Regions from separate parts of the Homo sapiens genome. Here region 1 is linked to region 2. Evidence: chromatin loops called from intact Hi-C (ENCODE). Cell type or tissue: Caco-2. All regions are shown on one strand. Each heading gives the region's core, and the rest is flanking DNA. Links, peaks and the distances in the headings are about the cores only. Region 1 has its middle 140 kb from the start of KLF5. Region 2 has its middle 190 kb from the start of KLF5.

Region 1 (5,389 bases), core at 321-5,320, 50 kb before region 2:
CACACTCGGCTAATTTTTTGATATTTTTGGAGAGATAGAGGGTCTCACCTTGTTGCCTAGGGTGGTCTCAAACTCCTGAGCCCAAGTGATCCTCTGCATCGGCTACCCAAAGTGCTGGGATTGTAGGTGTGAATCACCATGCCTGGCCTGACTTCCTATTATTGGAAATGCCTGTTATGAGATGTGAGGATTTAAAAAACTTACATCTTTATCTACTTTTATCCCATATGTAATTTGCTTTTATTTCTGAAACATTGCAGCCAGTTCATGGAATAAAGGGAATATTCTTAGATACTTTCTAGGAGCCGTCTGTCCTTTGGCTGCAATCTGGTTGGTCCTCCCCACCCCACTCCAAGGCAGTTCCCCAGCTGGCATTTGGGACTTCTCTCTTTTGTTCTGCTAGGTTGAATTGACTGTTTTCTAAATCTTGTATTTTCTTCTTTTCTTGCTTTTTTTTTCATCCACACTTTGTGTAGTAAATCCTTAAGAAACCTTCTAACAAACATTGCCTTAGAGGAAAATGTTTTTAGTCCTCCTTGATTTATATTTGGTTTATAGTTCTGTTGGATAAAGAATTCTATGTCAAAAATCATTTTCCCTCAAAGCAATGAAAACCATGTCCCAGTGTCTTCAGGTGTCCAGGGCCAGTGAGCCATCCTACATGAGCGTGATTCTCATTCTTTTGCAGATGAGAATCTCTGTAAGATTTTCTTTTTTTTTTTGAGACGCGGTCTCGCTCTATCACTCAGGCTGGAGTACAGTGGCATGATCTCGGATCACTACAAAATCTGTCTCCCGGGTTCATGTGATTCTCCTGTCTCAGCCTGCCGAGTAGCGGAGATTACAGGTGCCTGCCACCATGCCCGGGTAATTTTTGTACTTTTAGTAGAGACGGGGTTTCACCATGTTGGCCAGGTTGGTCTCCAACTCCTGACATAGGTGATCTGCCCACCGCAGCCTCCCAAAGTGCTGGGATTACAGGCATGAGCCACCGTACCCAGCCTCTGTAAGATTATCAAGTCTTCTTTTTATCCTTAGGGTTTGGAAATTTTCCAATGAGATGGTTTAGGAGAGGACATTTTAAATTTATTTACTGGGTACTTGGTGGGCCCTTTTAATCTGGAAGCATTGGTTCTTCAACTTTGGTTCTCAGTCTTCAGTGAGATATAATTCACATATCATACAATCTACTCATTTAAAATTTACAATTCTATGGATTCTTTACATACGCTCTGTCTTTATGTGATAGCAATGCAGTACTTAATAAAAATTTGAATGTGGCAAATTGACCTCATATAGAAACTACTATTACAGCCATATGCATAGCCTTAATATTTACAAGCTTACAACTATGATTTAGACTTTTCCTCTGCATCTGAAAGAGTGGGATGAAAATCTTATGGGTATTTTTTATTTGCATGGAGTTTTCTGTTAATTGACACTATGCCCAAAGACAAGTCACTCCTCTCTTTCTCTTCATCTACCAAGTAGAATTTACAATCTCTTCGGAGTGTAATACTGTAAACTCATTTGCTCCTCAGGATTAAAGAAAATAAGTTTCTGATGTTCAAACAAGTCGTCTAAAATAACATAAGGCTGGGTGCAGGCCAGGTGCGGTGGCTCACGCCTGTAATCAAAGCACTTTGGGAGGCCAAGACGGGCAGATCACGAGGTCAGGAGTTCGAGACCAGCCTGGCCAGCATGGTAAAACCCCATCTCTACTAAAAATACAAAAATTAACTGGGTGTTTGGTGCACGCCTGTAGTCCCAGCTACTCGGGAGTATGAGGCAGGAGAATCGCTTGAACTCAGGAGGGGGAGGTTGCAGTGAGCAGAGATCGTGCCACTGCATTCCAGCCTGGTAACAGAGCAAGACTCTGTCAAAAAAAAAAAAAAAAATGCTGGGTGCTGTGGTTCATGCCTATAATCCCAACACTTTGGGAGGCTGAGTTGAGAGGATCACTTGAGCCCAGGAGTTCAAGGCCAGCCTGGGCAAGATAGTGAGACCCCATCTCTACAAAAAAATAAAAAAAAAATCAGGTGTGGTGGTACATGCCTGTAGTCCCAGCTACTTGGGAGGCTGAGGCTGGAGGATCACTTGAGCTCAGGAGTTTGAGGTTACGGTGAGCTGTGATGATACCACTGTATTCCAGCCCGGGCAAAAGAGTAAGACTCTGTCTGAAAAGAGAAAAAAAAATTAACATCCGATTGGACTCCATTTTCATATGGAGAAGGATGCCATCTGTCCTCTGTTCATGATCACTACCTTGTCCTGTCCTGGGAGACTGTGTAAGTCTAAGGAAATGATTGACTATCAAGTGGTAATTCATACTATTTGCTGTGAAAGGAATAAATTGCATTGCTCTCAGGTTTGCCCACTGTTTCTTTTACAAGGTGTTTCACAGCTGCAGCTACCAATCAGAAGCATTGGTGCTCTGCCTCTTAGCCCCCAGGATGGTTTTCTTCTGAGTAGTTTGGGCCAGGTTACATAGTGGCTGGATGCCCAACACTTGCTGAATACACAACTTGCTGGGGTTGTGCTTAATAGGCATTTTGTAGTGAATGGACAAATGAGTCTGACAAATGTTGGATGATTTCTTTTTCCCAAGGTTGAGCTCAGTTTCTGCAGGGATGTTACATGTTTCTATGTGTGGTCTTGAAAAAGCCTTCATTGTTCATCACGATTTCCTCATTGGCAAATAGGGAGGCCTATAATGGCTTAATCAAATAGCTACTGTGGCCTGATCAAACAAGGAACTTCAGAAAACGAATGCTCCAAATGGTTTCATTTGTCAACACTACTATATTCATGGGTGGGACAAACACACACATACATATGCACACATACACATGCACACACACAGTTGCTAGTGTGAGGCCTCATTCCTTTGCCAGCCTTAACATCTATCATTGCATTCCAGACCCTATGTTATTTAACTGATAATGAGTTACAGGCTTAAAATGATATGCCATAGAATGAGTCATTATACGCATAGGCATATTTCTATCATCCAAGAGGGCTTCTTTTAATTAGACGTCTGAGAAACTTTAAGAATGTGGATTTGTTAGTCTAAATTGTGGGAGAATAATTCTTCCCTCAGCGAGTTCTGAGTTGAGCTGCACATGGTGTTGGTTGTGGTTGTCTCCAGTGAATTGCATGTCCACTTATTTAGTTTTTAGTCGGTGTTGGTTTGATGTTGATGGTGTTTAAAACTTAAATAATTCTGGATTTTATGATATATTGATTTTCCAAGAGGACTCATCTGAGCCAGGATTCCTACAGATGCAATTCCATCCGGAAATTTTGGAGAGAAATAAAACTTAATCTCAAGCCTCCAGTGTGTCCTAGAGACTAAATTTCTTGGCAATCCTTCTTTTCTGACTTTTTTCTTATTTCACCCAACGTCCTTTTAATAATCTCCTTCTCTTTCTTCTTCTTTGAACCAACACTATGGTGCCTTTAAAATGTATTTAAACCTCAAAAAATAAAGGCACTTTGTAGTTCTTAGAAGTAATGTCCTGTCTGTGAATTGAGACCAGGTCATTTCTACTTTCAAACCTGTATTTTTTTTTTTTTTTTTTTTTTTACGGTATAGATAGTCCGTGTTGAAAAAATGGCCCCACTGTAGGATGGGTTCTTAGCCCACTGCAGGATGTCTAATAACTACTGCATTTTAGAAATCTGGGGATTGTGAAAAATGAAATTATTGACGCTATGAATGGTTAGGAAAAAAGATATCAAGAGTCTTAAACTATGTGTTTATTTGTTTATGAAAAGGTTTAAGGGTTGCCAGGTGCAGTGACTCATGCCTGTAATCCCAGCACTTTGGGTGGCTGAGGCAGTTGAATCACCTGAGGTCGGGAGTTTGAGACCAGCCTGACCAACATGGAGAAACCCTGTCTCTACTAGAAGTACAAAACTAGCCGGGCGTGGTGGCACATGCCTGTAATCCCAGCTACTCGGGAGGCTGAGGCAGGAGAATTGCTTGAACCTGGGAGGTGGAGGTTGCGGTGAGCTAACATTGCGCCATTGTACTCCAGCCTAGGCAATGAGCAAAACTCCATCCCCCCACCCCGAAAAAAAAAAAAAAGTTTAAGGGTTCTGGAATAAATTCAGCCCTTAATTCGACTTGTGAGCCCTCACTGAAGCAAACGGCTACCGTGGTATCTCGATTGAAGTCTTTGGAAAACATACAGAATGTGTTGATAGCTCATATTATATCACACTGTAACTTGGGTGTTTGGCAGGGAAACATACTTCTCTCTTTTGAAAAAAATTAATATTTACTTGATTTCCTGATAAAAGGAATACTACAAAAGAGTATTGCAAAACCTTGAAGGTTTGGCACAGTTTCCCATGTGGGTGGAAAAATGTTGCTCTGAAGCCAGACTGGAATTGTTCATGAAATATAACATTAAAAATACGTTTTTAAAAGAAGAAGCTTGATCCTGGAAAGAAAATACATATATAATATATAAAACAACAAAGTTATGGACTTTACCAGCATGTATTATAGAAACACAATGACATAATCATGATGCCATGAAAATGGCAATCTCTGATATTAGATAATTAGGCTTTCTTTATTATGCTGATTTTAATCTTTATCAGAGTCCCACTGTGTTTGGATCTATGTCTATTTCATGTAATTGTCTATATCTTGCTCCTACTGACATTCTCGACCTTTGCTATATAGCCCAGCACAAACAGCCATGATCGCTTCTTGCTTCTCAAAAAAGAAAGCTACTTAAAACTGGAAGGTGTATTCAGGTCTTTGTTCTTATTGGGCTTATAAACATTTACGCATTGGGATGTCCCAAATCCAGAGCCAATATGTCTCCTCCTCCTCCAGCTTCCCTCTTTGAACTCTTGCTGTTAGCTGATTTCCATATGTCCCCCTTTTACTCAAGCAGAACCACTTATATAAAAGCTTCAGCATAGTAATGTTTCCCCCTTATGCCACACAATAAATATATGGGACAAGGGAGGGTGAAGAGGTTTGTGAAAGGAAGTTGGTAGGACAAATGATTGTTTTCAATTAATGATTTATTTATTTATTTTTGTTCTTTAGTTGAGGGGGCATATATTAAAGTGTTATTTCCTAAGCTTAGTTTCATAGATCTGTATTAGTCTTTCCATTTGTAACTATCTGTTCTTTCTACAGAACACAACAAATACAAGGGCTGCAGTTTCAGAAATTCCCTATGAAGGAAAGATGGCTACTGCAAATCACCATTCTTACCCCATCTCCTAGATTCTGGGACTGGGTGTATTAGTGGTGTTTCTTTCTCAGTGGCATGTAGTTAGTCCATTTCCCTAATAAATTAGAGAAATGATTTCTTACTAAACAAGGGAGTGAAAAGAGCGAGTTGGGAATTGCACCAAACAA
Region 2 (5,389 bases), core at 192-5,191:
GACACTTTCTGTTATGTCACTAACAGCCTTTGGCCAATAAGTGCTAAGCAAGTTTTTGGTGAGGAGACTTTGGTCCAACACGTTGTTGGTACAACCTTGGGCCAACCTGTTAACTGAAATGCATCATCATGACATCTGGGTAAAGAGGAGTCAAATACTTAGTGCCCTTTGTGTTTCTTCCATACCGCAAAATAATCTCTACATGTAACTAACAAATGAACTTTCCCAGCACACTGTTTTTGTTGTAATATCACAGATTTAACTTGTGAGCATCTACAGGGTTGGGGTGGGGTGGCATGGTGTTGAAGTCTGTAAGAGTGTTTATGCAATTGCCTTTCCCAGTAAGGGACAGTCATTTAAGAAGCAATCTACATCAGAGAATGTGCTACATCAGAGAATGTTTGTCCACATTTTCCATTGTTCTATCATTACCACATGTGCAATTTTTATTCTTAACAGCATGTTGAGTTTGTCAACTTTTCAGTAAAAACAGGGCCTTGCACTAAAAGATGTCCTGCAATAGGACTGAGAACAATAATCACGTACCAGGTGCCCATATAGCATGTTGGTGTCAATATTTGAAAAACAGAGCATCAGTACCCTGGCCTGAAGGCATTATAGCGCGGATTGTTTATCAGAGTGATGGCACTTTCTAGGAAAGGAAAATGAGAAGAAGGCATATTTCAAGAAAAAGAACTGATTGTTGCAGCTAACACAAAAGGTTTAAATGGATTTTTTCTTATATTATTCTCTCTTGGTTTTTCTCAACATATTTTTCTCAATATATTGTCATACAATACCATGTACATTGTTACTTTTATTCTTTCATTCATTTAACAATCATGTGTTGGTTGCTATGTGACAGGAAATGGCTAAAGATAAAGAAATATGATCTTAAAGGATTTGCTGTCAAGTAAGGGATATACATTGACTGGGAATTAGAGAAATGGAGTAGAAGTAAAAACAAGGTGACATGGGAGCACCTAGAAGGGCCTATAGAAGTATCTAGGAGAGGAGCCAGGCATGGTGGCTCACGCCTGTAATCCCAGCACTTTGGGAGGCCGAAACGGGCAGATCATCTGAGGTCAGGAGTTTGAGACCACCCTGGCCAACATTGTGAAACCCTGTCTCTACTAAAAATACAAAGAATTAGCCAGGCATGGTGGTGTGAGCCTGTAGTTCCAGCTACTGGGGAGGCTGAGGCAGGAGAATCGCTTGAACCTGGGAGGCAGAGGTTGCAGTGAGCCAAGATCATGCTACTGCACTCCAACCTGGGTGACAGAATGAGACTCAGTCTCAAAAAAAAAAAAATTGTCTAGGAGAGGGAGGGGAAAGGAGAAAGATAATCATGGCTTTCTGAGTCTTGAAGGATACACACAAGTGGATCAAAGGGGAATGACCACTTTAGGCAGAGGGAAGAGCCCAGAGACATCAGCCTTCATGAGTGTTCAGGGAGTGGCAAGTGACATGTGAGGATGGAGCATCAGGCGAGGAAGGCTTGTGGCCCAGGGTGAGGCCAATCAAGGTCTGGAAGCCTCACAACCCAAGACTCTGGTGCCCCAGCAAGAAGTGAACTTCATCCTGGTGGTTCTGGGGAGGCACTGAAAAGTTGGAGACAGGGAGAGTTAGAATGTGATTCCCATGTCAGGAAGATGACTCTAAAGGCCAAGTGGAGTTTGAACGGCAGGCTGCCGTGTTCCAGGTCAGAGATGATGACTGCAGTGGCAGTGGGCATGGCAAGAAGAGGAAAGATGGGAGATGTTTAGACTGTAAAATTAAGAGAGCTTGTTAAGTGATTGAATGTGGAGGCTTAAGGAGAGGAATGGCCAGGGATGATTTTTATGTTTCTGACTTGTGTGACTAACATTAAACAAAATAAGGAATATAGGGGAATCATCTTTGAAGGAAAGATGAGTTTGAGATGCCTGAAAATTGAAAATGATATGCCCATTAATGCAATAATACTGGCTAACATTTATTGAAAGCTCAGTATACACCAAATATTGTCATAAATTGTATATTTTGATCAATTTAATTCCCACAGCCACCCTAACAGCTATTGTTAGTTTATTTCATCAAATCTAAGGTACCATCCATTGTAAGACACATCTTGATTCAAAGATGTTAAAACGTCCCTCTTAGAATTAATACAATATCGTATTATTCCTATTTTATAGATTTAGAAACTGAGGCAGAGAGATTAAGTAATTTATCCAAAGTCACATAGTAAATGGAGGAGCTGGGCTTCATAAGCAGTCAATGGAGGAGCTGGGCTTCATAAGCAGTCAATGGAGGAGCTGGGCTTCATAAGTAGTCTGCCTTTCAAAATTTTTCATTTAATCACTGTACTACATCTCTTGTTGGTACATATGAGTCTGAGGAAAGTGATCTGGGATGGAGATAGAGATCTGAGAGTCATCAATCAAAAATTCTCCATTAAATGGCAGAGGTGGAGATAGCGTTTATAGTACATAACGAATAAAGTTGCGATAAGGTCCTTTAAATTAAAACTGAAATAACATTGATAATTACAACCAAATGCCCCTTTTGATACATTAAAACACCTCAAAAAATCAGAGTACACATATTTCAGGCATTTTTTAAATAAGAGAAACTAAAGATACAACATAACGAAGTTGATCAGAATTTCCCAATAAAAATTATAAGTTTTCAGAGAGGAGGCTGTGGCGCAGTTGATTTTTTTAACCATCAGCTTCTGAGTTTCCTAAGCACATGGCCATTTCCTCACTTGTTTTGTGAAATGACAGCCGAGAGGTGGAGTGGAATGGAAATCTAGAAATCATTGCCATGCAAATATGCAGAAGCAAAGCTGTATGTTTGCATGTAAAGCTCATGGTATCTGCAGTCCTGGGAAGAATTAAATTCCTTACCTGTGGGCAGGTGTGTATTTGGCCACATGCCTTTACTTATTAGGCAAGACAATGTCCCTCAGTGCAGTGAGTCACTGCTTTTGGAAGCAAGCCTTCTGCCTCAAGAGTAACAACTTTGTTTTTCAGGCACAGTTTGTTTCCCCCACCTCGTCCCCCACTCCTCTCTCTCCTCCTTTTCCTACTGATTATCAGATCCTAGTGGAGGAAGAAGAAGGGAAGAACTTACGGGTTTTAAAGACAGAAACCCAGTTTACAGAGTTGCAAAGGAAATAGGAAAGCAACATTTGGAGCCCAGTTCTGAGTTTGCTTTAAGCTTTAATCAGGCAAGAAGAATAAGCTGGGAACAGCTCCAAGGAGGTAGGTTGCAGAAAAGCAGTGTCTCCATGGCCTTCTCAGCAAGCTCAGGTGCAAAAGATAAGTGTACATCGTCTTTGAAAGGAGAAGAGTCTTTGAAAGTAGAATAGTCAGGGAAAGAGGGCTGCTTCGGTAGCCAGCCTTCCAGATGGGGTCAGTATGAACAGCCTCACGAGCAGCTGCAGTTTAACCCAAACAATCACACATGTTTGTAAGTGCCTTTGGTCCAACTTGCTGATAGTGTAATGACAATAAACAGAGCAAATGAAGTAGCCACTCCAGCAAGGAATGAGTTTTCGAAAGAAGAAGCCCATGTTTTTGAGAAGAATGTTTCTAAACTTCATTTAATTTGCTGCATTTGGGCCCCTGAAAAAAAATTGATGATAGCTCACATTTTAATTTGCTGTGGTTATTTAATCTCACTCTAGTTAAATCATCTTCACCAACTGTTTTTTTTAAAAGCTTAAAAAGATTGCCTGTTTGTTTACATAAGGGTATTTGGGTAGGAAAGAATTCCATTTCTATTTCTTTAGCTATCATGGGCATAATACAACTGTCTCTATATTTTACTTTCTCATTTATTTTCTACCATGACCTCTTCTATTACCCCAATGATGCATATTAAATAATCAGATTAGCTAGGTGATAAACTGCCTTATGTAAATTTTTTGAAAAGGTGGTGGCTTATAAATACATTCCAAGATAAATAAAAATAGTTAAAGTACCAAAGCCATCTTTGAGAAGATGAAAACAATTTTTTTTCGCTAGAGTGGAGTTTGGCAGAGAGAAGGCCTGAGGCATAGAGGGAAAACAATCATTTTCTGAAAGGTAGAAGTAGGTGATGGACTGAGAGGTGAGTGTCCCGGAGCAGGGAGCTCAGGCAGGGCATGGGGCAAAAACTTCTTAGAGAATGTATCAGAAGTTATAATCTGCAGCTGCTAATAGGGACTGTGAAATAGTGTCTTCCACAAGATGAGGGTTTACGTTGATCTCATTTAAGTCCAGATGTAGGCAAGCTGGTCTGTTATATGGCGGCTCCCTGATGTCATCAGGAATCAGGCTCTCTGCTCTCATCCTCAGGCTCACAAAATGGTTGTTGCAGCTCCGGCAATCACAACCATGACTCAAGAAGAAAAAAGAGGAAGAGCGGCATGAGCGAAGAGGATCTGCTGATTAAGGCAGTCTCCTTTATAGAGTGTCCCCTGACGTGCCACCACATCACATGCCTGTCTGGGAAAGGGCTAAGAAAGGTAGTTTTCTGGACTGGGCACCTGCCTTCCTTTCCCAGTGGTTCTGCTAGTAAGGAAATAAGGGTAATGCTAATCAGATAAGATTTAGAAGTCTTTATCATAATGCAGTAGGAAGGAAAGCAGTAGATTAACAGTACTGAAGGCAAACCTTGCTTATTTTATTTTAGCAAGGATCAAAATTTTCAGAAGCCAAAATGTAAATGTTGCCTTTTTGTTAAGATAATTTAGCTCTGGACACTACTAATCAATACTACAACATGACACTGCTTCGAGGGCTGGCTGGGTTATCAAGGCAACAATTAGAGAAAATTCAGATTACTGAAGAATTAAATGTTGATACTCACTGATCTCATAATTCTATAGAGCTATACTTCTAGCAAGAAGGTTACTATCATTATTACTATTTTGGATGGTGTTTGAGAGTCAGGAGATGAATGTGGAGCTGCCTCATTTTCTTTAAAGCAATTTTTCAGAGGTCACTTAAATAGCTAAATCCGCCTCCCTATATCCCACTATGATAGGGACAAAAGGCTCCAGGGGCCCCAGCATTTGAGAACTTGTAGTCACTAGAACTTTTCTAATTGATGTCCATGGGTAATAAATGACTTTGTGCAGTTGGTTGTGGTATTTATGCTTTAAGGAAAAGTAAACCTCTGATATCTATCTTGCAGCTCTTTGTCTACTGACAACCATTGATCTCTTCTCAAAAACTTCCAGTGACACACACATGTCCCTCATCTCCACCTATCATACACAAATGGGATTTAAGAAACAAGGTCACTCCTAAAAAAGGATGTTAAAAAAAGCAAAAAAAAAAAGCAAAAAAAAAAAAATCCTTTGTTAACTCTAAACAACAACTCTATTGTTACATCAAATGAAAGTAAGTAGAAGTTG

What was found. Peaks named below come from ENCODE experiments on the same cell type or tissue, not always from the same donor. Only the 100,000 strongest peaks of a DNase experiment are listed, where the experiment ranks them.
Region 1: a loop joins it to region 2, with 4 times the contacts of the local background. A loop is called at or near these places in 2 of 110 quality-filtered maps.

Annotation. Positions count from the first base shown.
Region 1 is chr13:73,196,329-73,201,717 of GRCh38, forward strand. No RefSeq gene overlaps it. Among named protein-coding and RNA genes, the nearest start is that of KLF5, 140 kb to the left of the region's middle. In Caco-2, for the core only: no CTCF peak of the experiment used is centred there; a DNase peak (open chromatin) is centred at 2,858.
Region 2 is chr13:73,245,959-73,251,347 of GRCh38, forward strand. No RefSeq gene overlaps it. Among named protein-coding and RNA genes, the nearest start is that of KLF5, 190 kb to the left of the region's middle. In Caco-2, for the core only: no CTCF peak of the experiment used is centred there; a DNase peak (open chromatin) is centred at 2,913.